Linked DNA regions of Homo sapiens: region 2 is linked to region 1. A link is an interaction called in ENCODE POLR2A ChIA-PET data of the cell type or tissue named here. Cell type or tissue: MCF 10A. All regions are shown on one strand. Each heading gives the region's core, and the rest is flanking DNA. Links, peaks and the distances in the headings are about the cores only. Region 1 has its middle 200 kb from the start of MAFB. Region 2 has its middle 140 kb from the start of MAFB.

Region 1 (5,378 bases), core at 177-5,176:
CTACCACCAGGCTGATCCCCAGGGGAAAAGTGCCATATTGAGGAATCAGAGTGGGTCACTCCTGTTAGTAGGTAAAGCAGTGAGCAGTTGTCATAGCCAGAGACAGCAGCCTTGAGGAGTGAAAGTCCATGTTGCTAAGCCCATGCAAAACCTCCATCCCCGCCACCAAAGCCATTTAGTTGATGAATTATAGACATACAAGTGACAGAGGAGGCACCAAGAGACTCCTGAGTTACATCTCGTTGTTCTGTGAGCACAAGCACAAAGCAGGAAGTAGGAAACGGGGCTAATAGGAATACGGAAGACTCGGGACTTTAGAGAACAGGCTGAAGTGACCAGAATTTATGATTTCCCATGGGTGGGTCAGAAGAGTCAAGATAATATCAACATCTTCCTCTGTATTCTGGAAGCATCTCAAATGAGCACAGAATCTGTAAGGGATTAACTGTGTGATCTATTCTGACATCCTGCTCAGCAAATGTGCCCCAGAGGAGAGAACTTGCCCCATCCCCACTCACTGGTGGCAGGATTTTGGGGGGACCCAGAAAGAGGCTGGTACATCAGAGCTCATGGAGCTCCCCTTTGGCCCATGTCCTTTGTGATATTCATAGACCATTGATGGCTCCTTCATAATGGACCTCCCAGAACACAAACCAAAGCAAAGCAAAGAGTTCTATACCTCCCTCACTTCCACCTTACCCAAGCTTTTAACTTTAAAAGCCTCAGAGAAAAGATGTCTCCTTTGTTTTACATGTCCCCCTTCACTTCTGACATGGCACCCAATCAGCATGACTTGATAGCACAAAATAGGGCAATGCTGAATGAGGACCCTCCAGTCCCTGCCCTCAGCCCTCATCTCCCTTTTTCCTGCCTTCTCTCCATTCCAGGAGACTGTTGTTACCACAGCCCTGGAATTCCTAGCACACATCACAATGGCCACCTGGAAGTTCACGGGAAGGAAGCTCAACCCCCTGACATCAAGCAAACGGTTGTTAGTTCATGGCAATTAGCAGCTGTACTTGAGGCTGGGGAGCTGAAGTCATAGTCCAGGCTCTGACCCTTACTGGTAGTGAAACTTCACCTTGACCCCTGTGCTTCCCACTCTGTAAAATGAAGGTGGGAACAGCTCGCTGAGTGACTGTTGTGGGGATTAGATGATATTTGTGGAAGAACTTTGTAAGGGGTAAAGAGGTATCACCTTATAAGGTAATGTCATCATTTTTAAGGTGGGGCAAGTGACAGTCAGACACTCAAGTTAGAGCAAAGCCAGGAGAAGGTTGCACTGGCATGGAAAGGGGTAAATAGCCCACCTCCACCAGCCTCTCTGGAGGGTCAACTCCAAAGTTATTAGAGTTTTAAGTTTTGGGTAAAAAATGTTTGTCCTTAGAGTAACTCCTCACTTCTTCAGAGTTATTATGTCCAAGGTGTTTTGTTCTGTTTGTTTGTTTTGGTTTTGGTTTTTGCTTCATTTTGTTTTTCTGAGACAGAGTCTTGCTCTGTCACCCAGGCTGGAGTGCAGTGGTGCAATCTCGGCTCACTGCAAGCTCTGCCTCCCGGGTTCACACCATTCTCCTGCCTCAGCCACCCGAGTAGCTGGGACTACAGGCGCCCACCACCACGCTCGGCTAATTTTTTTGTATTTTTTTAGTAGAGACGGAGTTCCACCATGTTGGCCAGGATGGTCTCAATCTCCTGAACTCGTGGTGTTTTTATTTTGAAAAAGGGAAAAATACGTTTTATGCCCTGAGGTCTAATCACAAAATACCTTCACTCTTCAAGTCTGACCAGGAGCCACTTGCCTCAGAATGACCTGGAGTGTCGTTCAAATGCAGATCCTCAGGCCCCATCCTTGACTATCACTTAATTTTTCTGAGCCTCAGTTTTTGAGTTTTGAGGCGTGACGTAACTTTTGCTTTAAACCTCAGTAAGAGAGTTTCAATAGAAAAAAATGAACAAATGAAAAGATGAATGGCTTGCAAGGGAGAGGTAGAATATGTATCCAGACAAGATGACTCCTATTGTCCCATCCAAATCAGACCTCCATTATCCCAGGTCCCCAAAGATGTCTTCAGTCTCAAACAACCAACAGAGTGGCCCCATTCCTATCCACTGTGCATCCTGGCCAAGTGCACAGTAAGTGGACCTCTTGGCCGGGCATTCTGCCAATGCTGGAGCTGTTAGGAAATAAGAATGTGTGTATTTATTGAAGAAAATAAAAATGTTCATGCGACGTTGCACAGAGACGATTTATGAGATTTTATGAATGTGTCACCAAAAGACCCACTCAGTCACTGCCAATGTTAGGTCTGCAAACACCTGGGGGCTCAGGCAACAAAGCTCCCTGATGGAGTCAGTGGGCAGGACGTGCTTGTGGAGGGGAGTATGAGCCCTGTGCTGCAGGTGCCTGCACCTGTGAGTTGTGTGGAGCCAAGTACACTTAAATCATAAGTGTATATATGGGTGTAAATAAATGTACACACACTAGTGGTGTGCAAGGGAGTATGCATATATGTGGACCCCATGAGATCGCATAGCATGGGCCACTCCTGGTGTGACTAGGAAGAGAGGCTAAGCCACAGTGCAGAAGTGGACCCATTACTCACACTACCTTCAAAGGACACAGAGTTCTCGCTGCTCAAAGGAAGGGGTTAGTCATCACCTACTGCTAAGACCAAAAGCCTTGGGGCATCAAGAAAAGCAGATTATCAAGAGAAAAATGTCTCTAGCCGAGCATGCAAGAATGGATAGAGTCTGACCAATAGGAGGAAGAGCAGGGTCCCATCTTGCTCACCTCCTCTGCTGGGCCTGAACTTCTCATTGACATTATAGCCTATTAGTTCCAGGTCTCTGAAGCCTCTCTGAGTTCTGTGAACCAGGTTTATGCCTTACCGCCCTCCTGGGAGCATTGTCTTGTGCTCTCCAGCTGCCAGGCTGGTGCAAACCACAGAATGAACAAGCTCTCCTACTAAGCCCCTTGGAGCCTAGAGTAGTTCACTGTTTTCTGAGGGTTACCTTCTATGGGAGAAAGTTCAAGAAAATGCATAGAAGGTATGTTATTAAAAGAAAAGGGAAGAGGAAGAGAAAAGGAGGAAGGAGAAGGAGGAGAAGGAAAAGGAAAGCAAGAAAGAAGTGCTTTTAGGGTGAGTCCCTGAATCACCCAGAGTCCATCTTCATAAAAATAGCCTTAAGACCCCTTGTGGGCCATGCAAGAAGGAGGGGTGCCTACTTCCTCCCTCCCTTTCATTCCTCTGCAACAAGGAGAGAATCATAGGTTTTGCAAGAGCCCTTTGTTTGCCTGGGGCACGCCATCATCACATGCATCTTCTCAGGCACGTGAGGGAGGTCACTTCCCTACGAGACAGGGAGGAACCCTGGGCAACTGTGGCTTGGAAATGAAACCAGCCCTTTCAATGTATCTCTTTGGTGACCAGGATGGTTGGTCCTGCTTGGAGTCTGAGGTTAGGGGGCAAGATTCTGTGAATGCCTACCCTGTGCTGCATCCTCAGCTGGGCACTGTCCCATAGGCTCTTTAGTCCCCACCTCAACCTAAAAGAGGAAACTAGTGTAGCCATGGCATACATGGCTAAGATTTTAAGGATCCAAGGGGCTGTGACATTGGATCAAAGACTTAAAGGTGGCAAATGGCAGAGCCGTCTTCCAGGTGGAACCAGAGACCCATTCCTCTTGTGCTCCCAGCACCAACTGCTTCCCTCCCTCAGAGCCTTTAAAACACTGCACTGCTTGTCTCTCTCTCCATTATCCTGAGTGCTCTTGCAGGTCAATAACTAGTTCTGCACTCCTCATCCCAGAGGTCAGCACAGGCTGGCATGGAAGAGGAAGTACCTATGAAATGGCTTACAGAGGGAAGGAGGAAAAATGGAAGTGTCCAGGAAGATGCATTTCTACCCAGCATCACCCCTCCTGACATTAGGAACTAGTTAAGGCTCCCTGATGGCCAGAAGCAAGAGTCAACATCTCTGCAACGTAAGCCTTCTGGTATCTGATATCCCCACCATCTGCCCTCACTCTTGCCCCAGAGCGTCTCCAGGTGAGCAGAGATTATGATTGCCAAAGGGAGCCATTTCAGGCCTCAGACCCCCAAGCTTCACCAGAGAAAGCCCCTGTCCTGGTAAAATATGATGTCACTTTCCCATTCAGCCTTGGTTAGCTGTTCTATGAGCCAGGCAGAGTAGGGATCTGTTCATATCTATACTTGCCCCCAGGGAGTAGCAACAATGGACTCATGATATAAGAACTCAGTGACCAGTGGTACCTGCCAGTGGCCCACAAAATTGTATTGTTGAGCTGACTTCCTCCAAGTTTTTGGAGGGGGTGGGTGGAACCAGAGCTGGGCCTGGTTCCACTGCAGAGTGTGCAGGTCACTAGAACAACCAGGAGAAGGAAATCTAATGGCTGGATCACAGTTATTGATGTTACACCTCTGACCTTTTCTCAAAACCTTTGCAAACCATTGTTTGGATTTGCAATACTGGAAACTATCAGCGGAAGGTCTTGACTGTGAGCAAAGATAAAGTTATGAACTCTGGGAACTGCGCTGTGCCAGAAAAGTGCTTCCCAAGGTTTCATGTGCAGACAAAGCACCTGGGGATCTTGCTAAAATGCAGACACTGATTCGATAGGTCTGAGGTGAGACCTGATGCTATGTTTCTAAGCAACTTTTGGGTGATCCTGCTGGTCCACGGATTACTCCTGGAAGAGCAAGGGGCCCAGGCTGGAGCTGGCTCACGCTGGCTAAGACTAACATTCTACTCACTTCCTTGCCTCAACACACAGAAGGAGCCCAGTGCCTGTTGGGAATATCCAAACTCTCTACCTTGCAAGATTCCTTCCCAGCCAGACCCTACTTCACCCTCCTTCCGCCACCTCCCCGCAGCTGTGCTCCAAGCACAACAAATGGCCAGATTTATCCCAGGCTAGTCAAGCTCTATTCCACTAGCCCATCCTTACCAGTGCTGGTTCCTCTGCCTAAAATGCCCTTCTTCAAGGCTTTGGAAGCTCCTACTCATCTTCCGTCACACTTTCCCCAGTACCCGTTCTGCTTCTGTTGCTTGCCACTTGTATGCAAATTACTTCCTCTCTCTAAGCCTCAGTTTCCTCATCTATAACTTACAGATAGTAATAATGTTTACCCCAAAGGGGGTTTTCTAAATATTGAAGGAGATGATAGACATAAAATGCTTAGCAAAGTGCCTGAGACATTCTAGGTAATTAAAACAGTAAATTGATGTAACTTCCCTCTGTGAAATCTTTCTGGAATTTTTCCATTTACCTGATTTTTATTGCTCCCACAAAATCTGACTTTTACTTCTATGGTGGCCCTTATCACTGAATTTTACAATGGCCTATTGGCTCTAGAC
Region 2 (5,378 bases), core at 62-5,061, 54 kb after region 1:
GAATGTTTTGGTTTTAAAATTCTACGTTTGAGAGAAATTTGATGCACAGCAATAGAGAACTAATACATATACCTTTCAACCTGTCAAAGTCATACTCACTTACTCCAGTATTACTTGTCCTAGGAAGTCTTCTCTGGCTTCCTGCCCTTCACCTTGGCTGAGTTGGTCAGCCCTCCTGAGTGGTGCCATCATGCCCTGTATTTCCCCATCACAGCTCCAGACATGGTACCACAATTTCATAATAACTTGTCAGCCTCTCCCTCTGGAATGTGAGTCCTTTGGAACCAGGGCTTGTGGCTTATTCACCTCCATAACCCCAAACAAGCCCAGTACCTGACACCTAATAATAATACCAAACATTTATTGAGCGCTCACTGTATGCCCAGCTAAATTTTCTTTTCAAACTTTATCTCACTGAAGCCTCCAATTAAGCATCATTAAACCCACTTTACTGATGACAAAATTGAGGCTCAGAAAGATTACACAAGCTAATATGTGGCAGAAGTGGAACTTTAACCCAGGCAGCATGGCTCCAAAGTTCTAGCTCTGTGTAGTAAGCACTTGTTGAATGGCTACCCAACTGAGGATGTGCTATGTGGCCACAGGATTGACCACAGACCCGATATGACTGGGCATCTATGTATCTGCCCCACAGAGGAGTGAGAGCCCCACAAAGTTTCAGAGATAAGTTAGGAGCCAGTGAGCTTCTAACTTAGGAGCTATTTCCATTCTTGACTTTGGAACAGCTGGGTTGGGATTTCCCGGAAAGCCTGAGCCAGAGGCCAAGACTGAAGCCAGGGAGCAAAGTTAAGTGGCCAAGTCAGGGGCCAATTAGCCATGGTGAGCTCCCCAGGGATTAGAGTCCCTGAGCCAGGTGAGGACAAAGCCAGGGCTTGAGGGTAGAAGACAACCATCTGGGAGACCCAGGTCTCTGAAAGCTCATAAATATGTATTCATCCATCCAACCAATTCCACTGTTAAGACGCAAGTCCTGATGTTTATTGAGCATGTACTATATGTCGGGTACTGTCTAGGGCTGGGATAGAACAGTAAACATGTCAGACAAAAATTTTTTTGTCCTTGTGACTTTACATTGTCATGGGGATAGAGAGACAGGAAGACAATTAAAATGAATAAGGATATTATAAGATAGAAGGTTTTTAAGTACTATGCAGAAATAAATCAAAAAAGGAGGAGAAGGGGGAGCCAGGGTGTAAGAAGTGTGGATGCATTTAGTAGAATTATCTCATGTGGAAAATGTTAAGAACTTAGCCTGACGTGTAGTATCCATGTAACAAATGTTAATGTTATGACTCCTACTCTGAGAACAAGGGTGGGGAGGTGTTGTAATTTGTCCTAAAGCTAGCTCAGTGAGTTTTAAGGGGGATACCTCTGTCTTTAGTGTCAGGATTCATTGAGTCAAGCTCATGAACATTAACATGTGTTGGTTCCAGTGGAAGACAGATTTCTAAGCAATGTGGGAGACTCTGCTGGGATATGGACAACCATAAAACCCAAGGTCTTCTCTGTGAGTACAAGGATGAGGGAGCAGGTGAATATAAAGTTTACAGTACCACCTGAATAAATCAGCTGGACACAAACCAGCAGCTAGGACTACATATGATGGCACACCCAGACCTTGGGCTCTAATCCATCAGGCAGTTCAAGGGACCAGAGGCAGAAGCTGAGATGGAAAGATGGGCGAACAGGCTATGTTGAGGAAGGTCAAGATCTTCCCATGGCCTCACTCAGTGCTCATCCATGGTTCAGGGCCTGCCCTGAGCAGTACAAGTAACTCTAGCCCCGATGCAGGCTCATCTGAGACCTTGACAGCTGCTGGTCTGATCCAAACAGATATCTGGGGAAGTAGGGCTCAGCTTGCAGCTGATGTTGCCAGTCCAACTCCTGAATTCTCCAAATCACACTCTGCAACATGCATCACCTAGCACTCTTAGGCTGAGATTTTGTATCATGACCACATTTAGAGCCTAACCTCACCCTTCCCCGGCCTAGATCTATTCAAACATCCTAGCCAACCTCTCTGAACTCCTAGGTATGAGCCCAGAGGCACCCAAGGCATGCCAGGTTTGTCTTAGAAGTACTTGATGGCTTTTTTCACTCCTGCCCCTTCCTGCCCTCAGCAGTCTCCTGGGGTGACTTCTAATAAACACCTATTAGGTGCCAGACACCATGATCATGTAGTCCTCAGAGCACCGCTACAAAGGATCTACATTATCCATTTCATGAGATGAGACAACTGGAGCTGCAAGACAGTATGTATACTAAGGAAGGAAGCATGCACACAGGATTTCGACCCAGGTCCGTGTGATTCCAGCCCATGCTTCTTCCATAAAACCATGCAGCCTCCAGCCCACATTTTTCATCCATAAAATGGGTTCAAAATGAGAACACATGGACACAGGAAGGGAAACATCACACTCCGGGGACTGTTGTGGGGTGGGGGGAGGGGGGAGGGATAGCATTTGGAGATATACCTAATGCTAAATGACGAGTTAATGGGTGCAGCACACCAACATGGCACATGTATACATGTGTAACAAACCTGCACATTGTGCACATGTACCCTAAAACTTAAAGTACAATAATAATAAAATAAATTAAAATAAAATAAAAAATGGGTTCAATAGAGCCTACCTCATACAGCTACTGTGAAATTTCCATAAGAAACTACAAAACCTTCAGCACAGGACCTAATAAGGGCCTGAGAGAAATGACATCATCTTTCAGCCTTCCTGAGACATCCTGCTCATTGCTTTGAGAAAATAACAGGGTAGGAAGGAAATGGGTATCCTTGGAAATACTTAGCTCTTTCTTCTCAAGAGAGGAAGCTACTCCCCAGCTCCTGGGCACTCATAACTCTAACCAGGAAAGTGCTCATTTGGTGAGAATCAGGGCCACACACAAGCCAGGAGCATCTGCTCAAGTATTAAAAGTGAGCCTGTACGGTCCTGCTATTAAACTCCCTGTGGGTGAGCTGGGTTAACGGTGGGGCCTCATGTGATAAGTCATTAATCTCTACATGTAATGCAAGAGCTGTACAACTTACTTCAGCCTTAATCTCCCATGAGTTACAGCTTCTTCTGTGATTCATAAAACAAATCAATCACACCTCCCAGGCTCTCATCTATTTATTACTGCTTTTTAAGTGCTTGGAGAGGGAGAAACTGGTGGATGTTTTTAATCCCCTCCACATCTAGGCAGACCTCCACAGGCTGCAGGAAAATGGACTCTATGCCCCAACTCAGGTCACAGACTAAGATTAGTCGAACTCTGAAGCTTGCAAGGAGCAGACAACTTTGCATCTATAGCAGCTGGAAGATACCTCCCTATTGCTCAGAAAAGGAACTGGGATCAGGTTTGGTCATCGCCAGCCTGCATCAGGAAGGCTTGTTAGTGTGGTGGGTTTAAACACAACCACACACTTCTTGACACTTCTCTCTTTGAGAGTTAGGATCTCTGTCTGCCCTCCTTGGAATCTGAGTGGTCTTGTGACTGCTTCAGTAGGATGTGGCAGACATGATGCTATGTGACTTCCAAGGTTTGTCATAAAAGACCACAAAGTTTCCATCTTATTCTCTGGGACACTGTGCTGCCACATAAGGAGTCACACCAGAATAGAAACATGTAGTCCCAGCTGAGTCCAGCTTCCAGCCATTCCTGCCAAGATGCCAGATGCATGGAATCAGATTCTCCAATCTCCTACCATTCAAGTCACCTCCAAATTTTTTAGTTTTCCCAACTGAGGCCTCAGACAAGCTTTAATGCAGAGTCGAGCAATCCTTACTGTACCCTCTCTAAATTCCCAACCTACAGAAACTGTGGGCATATTTAAATGGTTGTTTTCTGTATCATTAATTTTGAGGTAGTTTGTTACACAGCGATAGGAACTGTAACCATCAGCAAGGAAGCACAGCAGTAGTAGCATAGTAGTAACAAAAGGGAAAGTACTCACTGCATGCCTACTCTCTGTCAGTCACTTTGCATATTTTAGTATTGCAATCAGTCTTTACCAAATTCCTACAAAGTGGGTGCTATTGTCCGTACTTTACAGAAGAGGGAATGATGGTTCTGAAAGAATAGGTTACCTACCTCAGGCCACACAGCAAAGATGGTATCCACAGCCCTGGCTATAGATCCAAACTGCTACTTGTTCCTCTGGCCACACTGACTACCAAACAGCTTTGCCTGAATTCTCTACATATTTCAACTATTTTGCCTAAACTTTTCCAAAGTCATTCAGGTATTTGGCTTTAATTACCTCAATATTTCAACTATTTTTCCTGACTTCGTTGGTGTCTTAGTAATTTTTACCTAAATCTCTGCTGAGATTATTCCACTGGTGGTGGGTGTGGTGAGGTTGTGGGGGTCTTAGCTTCTTGACCACACCAGGAGCTGGACAGGAGTGGACACTCCACAGCAAGCCCCAAAACTTGAGGCCTCAGGCATGGGCCTGGCAGTGGGAAGGATCTAGATTGTAAGTCCTCCTGGGCCACTCATGTCCATGGGACACTGTCCACAGAAGCAGTATGAGGCCAGGAGAGTGCAAGCTTGACTGCCTGAACTCCCTCTTGGCCTCGTGAGCCTTGCAGAGTGCAGCTCCTGCCTTCTTCTTGCAAACAATGTCAGCCTTCCAGACACAAGCTATGGCCTGGTGAGTTTCATCTCCTAGTCTTCCCACAAGGAAGCTGCTTAAACACAATTCTGCAAGATCATGGTCCCGCTTCATAGCCGTATGGCATACAACCCCTTCAAGTAGTAGCCCTGGGAGGTGACCTCAGGTGGACAGCATGTGGCTACTCAAAATTCATTCGAAGTAGAAGTGGAGACAGCAAGGCATGAGTGTGGAAAGACAAGACAAAGATGGTGCTAACTCCAACCATTAAGTGATACTGTAGGCCTCCCTCAGCTAAGAACTTAAACTCCCACTCCAGGTTCCCACCATCCATCTACCCTCCAGCCAGGAGGATCTTTTAAGATAAATGAATCAGATCACAGTTCGCTCTTCATTTAAAACCTTCTAACAGTGTTCTGCCACACAATGGCCAAAAATCCAAACTCTATACCATAGTCTAGCAGAGATGCTCAAACTTAGCATGCATCAGAATGACCTGTGGGGTTTACTAAAACACAGATTGCTGGGCCTCACCTCCTGAGTATCCGATTTAGCAGATCATGGGTGGGGCTCAAGCATGTGTATTCTAACAAGCTCCCAGTGGATGCTGATGCCCCTGAGAACCACTGGCCCATAGAACCCAGCATATTTTGACTCCTGTTGGCCTCTTCAGCCTCACTCTTTCCTAACCTAACTCTCATTCACATATACCAAGCCACAAAGACCCTCACTGGGATCCATAAAC

Evidence for each region. Peaks named below come from ENCODE experiments on the same cell type or tissue, not always from the same donor. Only the 100,000 strongest peaks of a DNase experiment are listed, where the experiment ranks them.
Region 2: POLR2A ChIA-PET joins it to region 1 with 7 read pairs; 2 of 35 experiments call an interaction of 5 or more read pairs at or near these places.

Annotation. Positions count from the first base shown.
Region 1 is chr20:40,491,109-40,496,486 of GRCh38, forward strand. No RefSeq gene overlaps it. Among named protein-coding and RNA genes, the nearest start is that of MAFB, 200 kb to the right of the region's middle. In MCF 10A, for the core only: no CTCF peak of the experiment used is centred there; DNase peaks (open chromatin) are centred at 2,163 and 2,643.
Region 2 is chr20:40,544,898-40,550,275 of GRCh38, forward strand. No RefSeq gene overlaps it. Among named protein-coding and RNA genes, the nearest start is that of MAFB, 140 kb to the right of the region's middle. In MCF 10A, for the core only: no CTCF peak of the experiment used is centred there; no DNase peak of the experiment used is centred there.